2 separate regions of the Homo sapiens genome follow, and region 2 is linked to region 1. A link is an interaction called in ENCODE POLR2A ChIA-PET data of the cell type or tissue named here. Cell type or tissue: B cell. All regions are shown on one strand.

Region 1 (4,000 bases):
TACCCAGATATATTGGAATTTGTTGCCAGGAAAGGTGGTTTCTCTGCAGATGTAGAACCTTGGCCAGGTCCCTACATGGCAGTAGTCAGGTTATCTCCATCCAATACACAAGCAGTTACCAGTCATTTCCTGAATACCTGGCCTTGTGCTGTGAGCAACATTATTTCTTCAATCCAGGAGTCAAGGAGATGGCTGAGAAAGGGCCTGCTTCCTTCCAAAGTCCAAGGTATTCTATAGGGTGGGTGACCCACAGGTTGTCTGCCTCACCTTCCATTGATAGATGTTGAGGATGCTTCCATTTTCACCTTATTACTAGCAATGGAGCAATGAACATCCTTGGACTTATATCTGTGTGCGTGTGTGTGAATATTCCCCTAGTATAGCTTGCTTGCTTTCTTTCTTTCTTTCTTTCTTTCTTTCTTTCTTTCTTTCTTTCTTTCTTTCTTTCTTTTCCTTTCTTTCTTTCTTTCAAAACCTACTCTTCTCTGTTGCCCAGGCTGGAGTGCAGTGGCATGATCTCAGCTCGCTGCAGCCTCTACCTCCTGGGTTCAAGTAATTCTCCTGCCTCAGCCACCCGAGTAGCTGGGATTACAGGTGTGCTCCACCACGCTTGGCTAATTTTTGTATTTTTAGTAGAGACGGGGTTTCACCATGTTGGCCAGGCTGGTCTGAAACTCCTGACCTCAGGTGATCCACCTGCCTTGGCCTCCCAAAATGCTGGGATTACCGGTGTGAGCCACCGTGCCCAGCCCTAGTATAGCTTTATGAAAGTGCAGTTACAGCATCCAACAGTGTATAAATAGTTACTTTAAATAAGTACCAGAATATTACCCTCAAAAAGGCTTAAGAAGTTACACTTCCACCCTTTACCTCGGTTATTGCACTCCTAGGTCTATACCCTAGAGAAACTCTGAGACAGGTGAATGATGGCATATATGCTGTGAATGTTCATGATGGCAAAGAATGGTATGGACAATTTGATGCAATTTATACAGTTTAAGAACATACAACCCATACTGTATAGTTTATTGTTTATGAGCACATACATAGCACATTTCAAAACATGCAGGGGGCTTTGACTCAAGCTGTAGTATTTTATTTCTTTAGGAAAAATGTTCTGGGGCAAATAAAGGGAAATGAATTTGTTCCTGATATTTTTTCATATGCTTGAAAGAGTTCGTCATCTAAAAAAAAAAACAAGACAAGAAAAAGGCAGGGCAGGTTCACAGCCCCTCCAGAGCCCACCCTTTTGTTCAAGGGCACCTGGTACATCAGAGAGATGGATAACCTCCATGGGAAGAGACTTTGCACCCCAATTCACTAAGAGCCCCTTCTCTCCCAGACATCAGTATAAATCCTTAGGATCTATTGCTTGAGTAACCTTATGATTCTCGACTTCCAGGCCCAAGAGAATGATAACCAAATTTTTGCAGTTGTCACCCTAACACTGGGACCTGCCTGCCTGTCCATCATGGAGCTCTAAGTATACTTGAACCACATGTGAGGAGTAATTGGGGCAAATTTTAGATTCAACCCTGGATTTGGCAATGCCCTTTACCATGAGCCCACCATTGCAACGCAGGGTGCAGTAAAGCAAGAGCATTGCAAAGCTCTTTCTGAAACCAGAATTTTGCCATAATGCCTCCTGCTAACAGTGTTGCCTGATTAGCAGACACAATGGGACCATCAGGCCTTATCAGCACCACTTGGTCTAAAACAGAAACCAGGAAGGGCTGTCTCTCAGTGCTTGGCCCCTGTTGCCATGGCCCCTGTTGCCATGGTTCCCAAGCACTTTTGCTTATGATTTCTCTCAATCGCTTATAGCATCCATCAGCAAGCAGGACCTAGAAGCTCTTTCGGGCAGACTGAGAAGAAAGCTGTAAACAGGAAAGATAAGAGCAAGTAAGGGAAGTAATTAAACGAGCAAACAAGAAATGTAGATGGAAAGAATTTGGGGTGAGGCCCAGAAAACAGCTTTTGTTATGTAAAAGAAATCTTCTTGAGATGTGATAGACCAAGGTGTCTGGGTCAGAATTTGCCAAGAAGTGCCCATTATGTAGCTGCCATGTGGTATAGGTACAGCAACTCTGTGCCCTGGATTTTCCAGAAAAGTCCCAGTTTCAAGTATTTTATTCTGTTTGTCAGACCAAGAATTCTGATTTGAGATTCAGAAAATAAGGTCACTGTAGTTAGAGTAGTCATCCAGGAAAGCCTGATTTAGAATCCATTGTCCTCCCGGGCTGGTTGGCAGGGAATCCCCACAGGACTTGCCTCTAGGGCCCTGAAGGCCTGAGTAAAGTAGCCCCTTATACAGCCAAGAAATATCAAAGTGCCTCTCAACTCCATGCCCTCCACACTCCCGTAGCTCTCTGAGGGGTTTAGCCAGAAAGGCATGGGCTTTTGACCCCCATAGACCTGGATTTCAATATGCTCTGCATTAACTCTGCCAACATAGGCAATGCTCTGAGCCTCAATTTCCTCATCTGCAAAATGAGAGCAATAACACAGGGTTATGACAGGGTTATTCTGAGCATCAAATGAAGTTTTTGTTACCTTTAAAGCACTGTACAAATGTGCACTGCTAAAATCCATTCCTTCATTCAACAAATAAGTGTCTACTACATGCCAGGCATGAGGCCAGGCCTGAGATTACAGTGGTCATCAAAACAGACAGGGTTCCTGCTGGCACCCTGAGCTTTCAGGTCACAGGGGTAGACATATTAGCCAAAGATCTCCTCATCCGAGGTCCAAGCAGAAGGGAGATGCAGTAGGGCTGCTCTTTTAAAAAGCTGACTGTGGCTGCTTCGTAGAGCCAGAGGGCAGGAGAGGGGGCTGGGAGGCCACTTAGGAGACTTCTGCCTGCAATAGTGGCTTGGTCTAGGGTGGTGGCAGTGCTGATGGTAAGAAATGGCCAGATTCTGGACAGATTTGGTAAGTAGAATCAACGGAACTTGGTGACGGACTAACTTTTGGGAGTGAGGAAGAGGCAAGGAGATATTTTAGCTAACTGTGTCCCCAGGACTTGGGCCACTGGAGCCCATAAAGCCAATCCCAAGGCTGGTGAGGTACAATGTATGGAGGGTCCATTTCTCCTTATCTCGCCTCTGTAGAGCAGTATGATGTCAGTCCTTCAGTCCAGAAATCAGCTTGCTAGACTTAATCTGAAAAAAGCATTTAGTACTTAAAAATTGTATAGGATAATATATGGCATTCTAGCTTTATGTTGAACGCAGAATTCCTCTTAAAGGTAAATTGTTTGCTTCCAATTTTTAAGTTGTTTTAAAATTGACAAATGTAATTATTTGTACATATACATGGGGTATACAGATAATGTATAGTGATCAGATCAGGGTAATTAGCATACCCATTATCTCAAACATTTATCATTTCTTTGTGTTGGGAACATTCAGTATCCTCCTTCTAGCTATTTGAAACTATATATTATCATTTGGGTTTTTTAATTCTTTCTTCTTTTAGAGACTGGGTCTCACTGTGTTGCCCAGGCTGGACTCAAACTCCTGGGCTCACGCGATCGTCCTGCCTCAGCCTCCCGAGTAGCTGGGACTACAAGCACATGCCACCATGCCTAGAAATGATACGTGATTTTTAACTATAGTCATCCTGCAATGGCATAGAACACTAGAACTTTTTCCTCCTCCCCAGCTGTAATTTTGTATAATTTAACAAATCTCTTCCTAGCCCTCCAATTTTTGAATGGGATATTACTTTAAAAATAGCTGAGTTACCATTAACTTAGGATGCTGAAAACGTTCTTCAGTCTAGGTGATCTCTTCTGGGACCAACATATGTTCTTTGAATTGGATTCCTTTCAAACCTTGGGCCCAGTAGTTTTTGTACCAACAGGTTGGAAGAGAAGAGGGCCCAAAAGGGGAAGAAATGGGAAGGGCCACAGACAAACTTAAGTTTCATAACAGTTAACCACACTTAACCGCAGTTAACTATGCTTTACAGCTTCCAGGGGAATTTCACATATATCATT
Region 2 (4,000 bases), 140 kb after region 1:
TTTTCTTGAATGGCAATTTTAAATACACATTCCCTAAGACCCAGCAATCGGAATTCCAAAGTGTACACTCAGTTACGAAGTGCACAAAAATTCACACAAAGGCTGCCTATTACAACAAAAGTATAATGGCAAACAATTGGAAAAATCTAAATGAAAGGCCTGGCATGGTGGCCCACGTCTGTAATCTCAACACTTTGGGAGGCCGAGGCAGGAGGATTGCTTGAACTCAGGAGTTTGAGACCAGCCTGGGCAACATGGCGAGACCCTGTCTCTACTAAAAACACAAAAAAAATACTTTGGGAGGCCGAGGCGGGCGGATCACGAGGTCAGGAGATTGAGACCATCCCGGCTAACACGGTGAAACCCCGTCTCTACCAAAAATACAAAAAATTAGCCGGGTGTGTTAGCGGGCGCCTGTAGTCCCAGCTACTCGGGAGGCTGAGGCAGGAGAATGGCGTGAACCCGGAAGGCGGAGCTTGCTGTGAGCCCAGACCGCGCCACTGCACTCCAGCCTGGGTGACAGAGCGAGACTGTATCAAAAAAAGAAAAAAAAAAAATAGCTGGGTGTGGTGGTGTGCGCCTGTGGTCCCAGCTACTCCGGAAACAGGTGGGAGGATCGCATGAGCCCCGGGGGATGGAAGTTGCAGTGAGCTGAGTTAGAGATCGCGCCACTGCACTCCAGCCTGGGTGACAGAGCCAGACCCTGTCTCTAAAAATATATATAAAACAACAATAGTAAAATAATAAATTGGCTGGACATGGTGGCACCCACCTTAAGTCCCAGCTACTAGGGAGGCTGGGGCAGGAGGACTGCTTGAGCCCAGGAGTTCGAGGCTGCAGTGAACTATGATCAGGCCACTGAATTCCAGTCTGGGCGACACAGCAAGACCCTGTCTCAAAAAAAATTAAAGCAGTAAAATTCACAGAGACAGAATAATGGTTGCTAGGGGCTGAAGGGAGGGGGAAATGGGGAGTTTGTTTAATGGGAGTAGTTTCAGTTTTGCCACATGAGAAAAGTTCTGGAGATGACGGACGGCTGCACAACAATATGAATGTAGTCAACACTACTGAACTGTACATTTAAAAATGGTTAGGATGATAAACTTTATTTTTCATAAAACCCAGTTTCTGCACAAAAAGATAAAATTTATGTTATGTGTACTTTACCACAATTTAAGAAAAAATTTAAATTCTCATCCCAACATTACCACGCCCCCCACCCTTAGCCAACTGGTGAATGTTTACTCATTTTTCAACGCCTAGCTCAAATGTCTCCTCTTGCCACGCCATCCCTTAGCTGACCACCCTTGTAGTTGGCCATTCCCTCTTTTATGCCAACACTGTGCCCTGCACGTACATTATACCTCTTACAGCACTTATCAAACCTAGTAATTATTGCTTTACAGATCCGTTTCCACTACTAGATTACAAACAATTTGGGGGCGGGGACCTTGTTTTACTCATCTCTGTATCCCCTAGACTTAGGGCTTGATAAGCTGAAAAGAATCAAGAAGGGCTTGATTAATTAAGGCTCCTCTGGCTTTTAAGGAGACCATACTGGAGGGTCATTTGCCCAAAAGAAGAGGCATCGGGGTCTCCTCAGGTTTTAGAAATCTGGTCAAACATCCAGAGCTGACTCCCACACCCTACTGCGAGAAGAGCGCGAGCGCGCGTCTCAAAAGGCTCCGCCTCAACAGTTCGGGTCCCCAGGAGGATCCGGGGGCCACCCCACCTCCACCCTGGGCCAGGTCGGTTAGCTAGACCCGCCCAGCGGTCCAGACATACCTTAGGTAATGAGCAGCCTGCTCTGGGCTCAAGGCCTCGGCTTCCGGAAACCTTCGGGATGCCTCCATGACCCTCGGATTGGGTTCCAGTTACCCCGGCGGGAGTTTGGAGCTTGGAGCTTGGAGCTTGGAGCTTGGAGCTTAGAGTTTGGAGCTTGAATTTCGCTCACTCCCGCCCCGCGCATGCTCTGTGCGCCGTGGAGAGGGACACAGCCAACCGACGGCCTCGCGGCCGGCCAATCCGCGACCACGCGCTGCGACGCCTCCGCCTGAGCCCCGCCCATGACGGTGGGCGCCTGCGCCTACGCGCGCCGGGAAGCAGAAGGTGATCTCTGCCTTCGAGACACGGAGTGTGCTGCCTCAGTCTGTGATCCCTCGCGTTTCAATCCAATTCAAACCATGCTGCAGCCAATTCGTTCGCGCGTGCGTGTGCCATCATTGTGAGTGGAGGAGACTGCCCGATATGATCCCAGTCATTGCGGCGACCCCTGGAGATCTCCAACGCCTGCGTCCCCCAACCATACCCTGCCCCGCATCCACAGATATCTTCCCTTCCTTGATCGCCAGTACCTGGCACTGACCGTGCTTTGAATTCAAACACCCTGGGAGGCATAGTCCCTGTGATTTAAACTAACATTGAAGAAGCGACCAGACGCGGTGGTTCACGCCTGTAATCCCAGCACTTTGGGAGACCGGGGCGGGCGGATCACGTGAGGTCAGGAGTTCGAGACCAACCTGGCTAAAATGGTGACACCCCGTCTCTACTAAAAATACAAAAAATTAGCCGGGCGTGGTGGCGGGCGCCCGCAGTCCCAGCTACTCGGGTGGCTGAGGCACGAGAATCGCTTGGACCCAGGAGGTGGAGGTTGCAGTGAGCCGGGATTGCACCACTGCACTCCAGCCTGGGTGGCAAAGCGAGACTCCATCTCAAAAAAAAAAAAAAAAAAAAAAAAGGCTGGGTGCAGTGCCTCACGCCTGTTATCCTAGCCTTTTGGGAGGCTAAGGTGGGAGGATCACTTGCACTTAGGAGTTCGAGACCAGCCTGGGCAACATGGTGAGACTCCCGTCTCTTTAAAAAAAATTTTTTTCTTCTCCACAGGGCGTTATGCTGTATTTATTTTCTTAAAAAGAGAGAGAGAAAGAGAGAAGGGTCTTCAAGAATCTCAAACCCTGGAGGTGGAGGCTGCAGTGAGCCAAGATCATGCCACTGCACTCCAGCCTGGGTGACAGAGAAAGACTCCATCTCAAAAAAAAAAAAAAAATTAAAGTTCTTATTTAAGAAATAAGTAACTAGGTTCACATACTTGGTATAATAAAAGGAAGACAAAAATAATTTAAAAAAAAAGAAGTAGTGCTGTGGTCATCATTTCTTCAGAAGCACCAACTAAGATACAGTCATTTTCAAATGCAGAGCCTAAAAAGAAGGCAGAGCCTAGAGCTTAAGGAAATGTGATTGAGTTTAAGTGGCTTGCTTGGGTGACACTAAATAGGAGGTTGTGGGCCAACAAAAATTGTCCTTGTTCATATACTGTTAAGAACACAGACATGACTCCTCAAGACACTAATTTAGCATTCAGTATTGGAAAACTCACCTATTGGCCCAGTCATACATCATATGTCCAGAGAATTTTAAGCTTTTCATAAAATTTATAGACCGTTATGAGTTAAAAGGAATGTTGGAGGCCGGGTTCAGTGGCTCACTGAACCTGTAATCCCAGCACTTTGGGAGGCCGAGGCGGGCGGATCACCTGAGGTCAGGAGTTCAAGACCAGCCTGGCCAAATGGTGAAACCCCCGTCTCTACAAAAATTAGCTGGGCATGGTGGCGGGTGCCTGTAATCCCAGCTTCTCGGGAGGCTGGGGTGGAAGAATCGCTTGAACCCAGGAGGCAGACGTTGCAGTGAGCTGAGATCGTGCCATTGCACTCCAGCCTGGGCGACAGAGCAAGACTCCATCTCAAAAAAAAGAAAAGGGTTGGGGGGAGGTGGGGGATCTTGGAGAACATGGGCTATTTTCCTGGTTTGTATGACTTTAAGGCCTTTATTAAGAGGCCTTTTAGTATACTATTATCCACATTTTTCAGATGTGGAAACAGGCTCAGAGAGATAAATTGACTTCATCTAAGCTTCCTGAGCTAGGAAGCAGCAGAGCCAGAATTCAATACTAGGTCCATATGGACACAAATCTGTGCCGTTTCGCTGTGTCACACTGGAAAGA

Evidence for each region. ChIA-PET counts read pairs that join two places held together with the same protein. Peaks named below come from ENCODE experiments on the same cell type or tissue, not always from the same donor. Only the 100,000 strongest peaks of a DNase experiment are listed, where the experiment ranks them.
Region 2: POLR2A ChIA-PET joins it to region 1 with 5 read pairs; 1 of 35 experiments calls an interaction of 5 or more read pairs at or near these places.

What each region holds. Positions count from the first base shown.
Region 1 is chrX:72,093,331-72,097,330 of GRCh38, forward strand. All of the region lies in intron 1 of NHSL2 (NHS like 2), which reads left to right. Among named protein-coding and RNA genes, the nearest start is that of RTL5, 37 kb to the right of the region's middle. In B cell, no CTCF peak of the experiment used is centred here; DNase peaks (open chromatin) are centred at 1,771 and 3,971; H3K27ac peaks cover 579 bases.
Region 2 is chrX:72,237,059-72,241,058 of GRCh38, forward strand. It overlaps ERCC6L (ERCC excision repair 6 like, spindle assembly checkpoint helicase), which reads right to left and starts at 1,969. Exons shown (of 2, transcript NM_017669.4): 1 at 1,786-1,969. The coding sequence starts at 1,853. It also overlaps a transcript of PIN4 not described here. RefSeq lists an enhancer at 1,751-1,900. In B cell, no CTCF peak of the experiment used is centred here; a DNase peak (open chromatin) is centred at 2,023; H3K4me3 peaks cover 1,044 bases.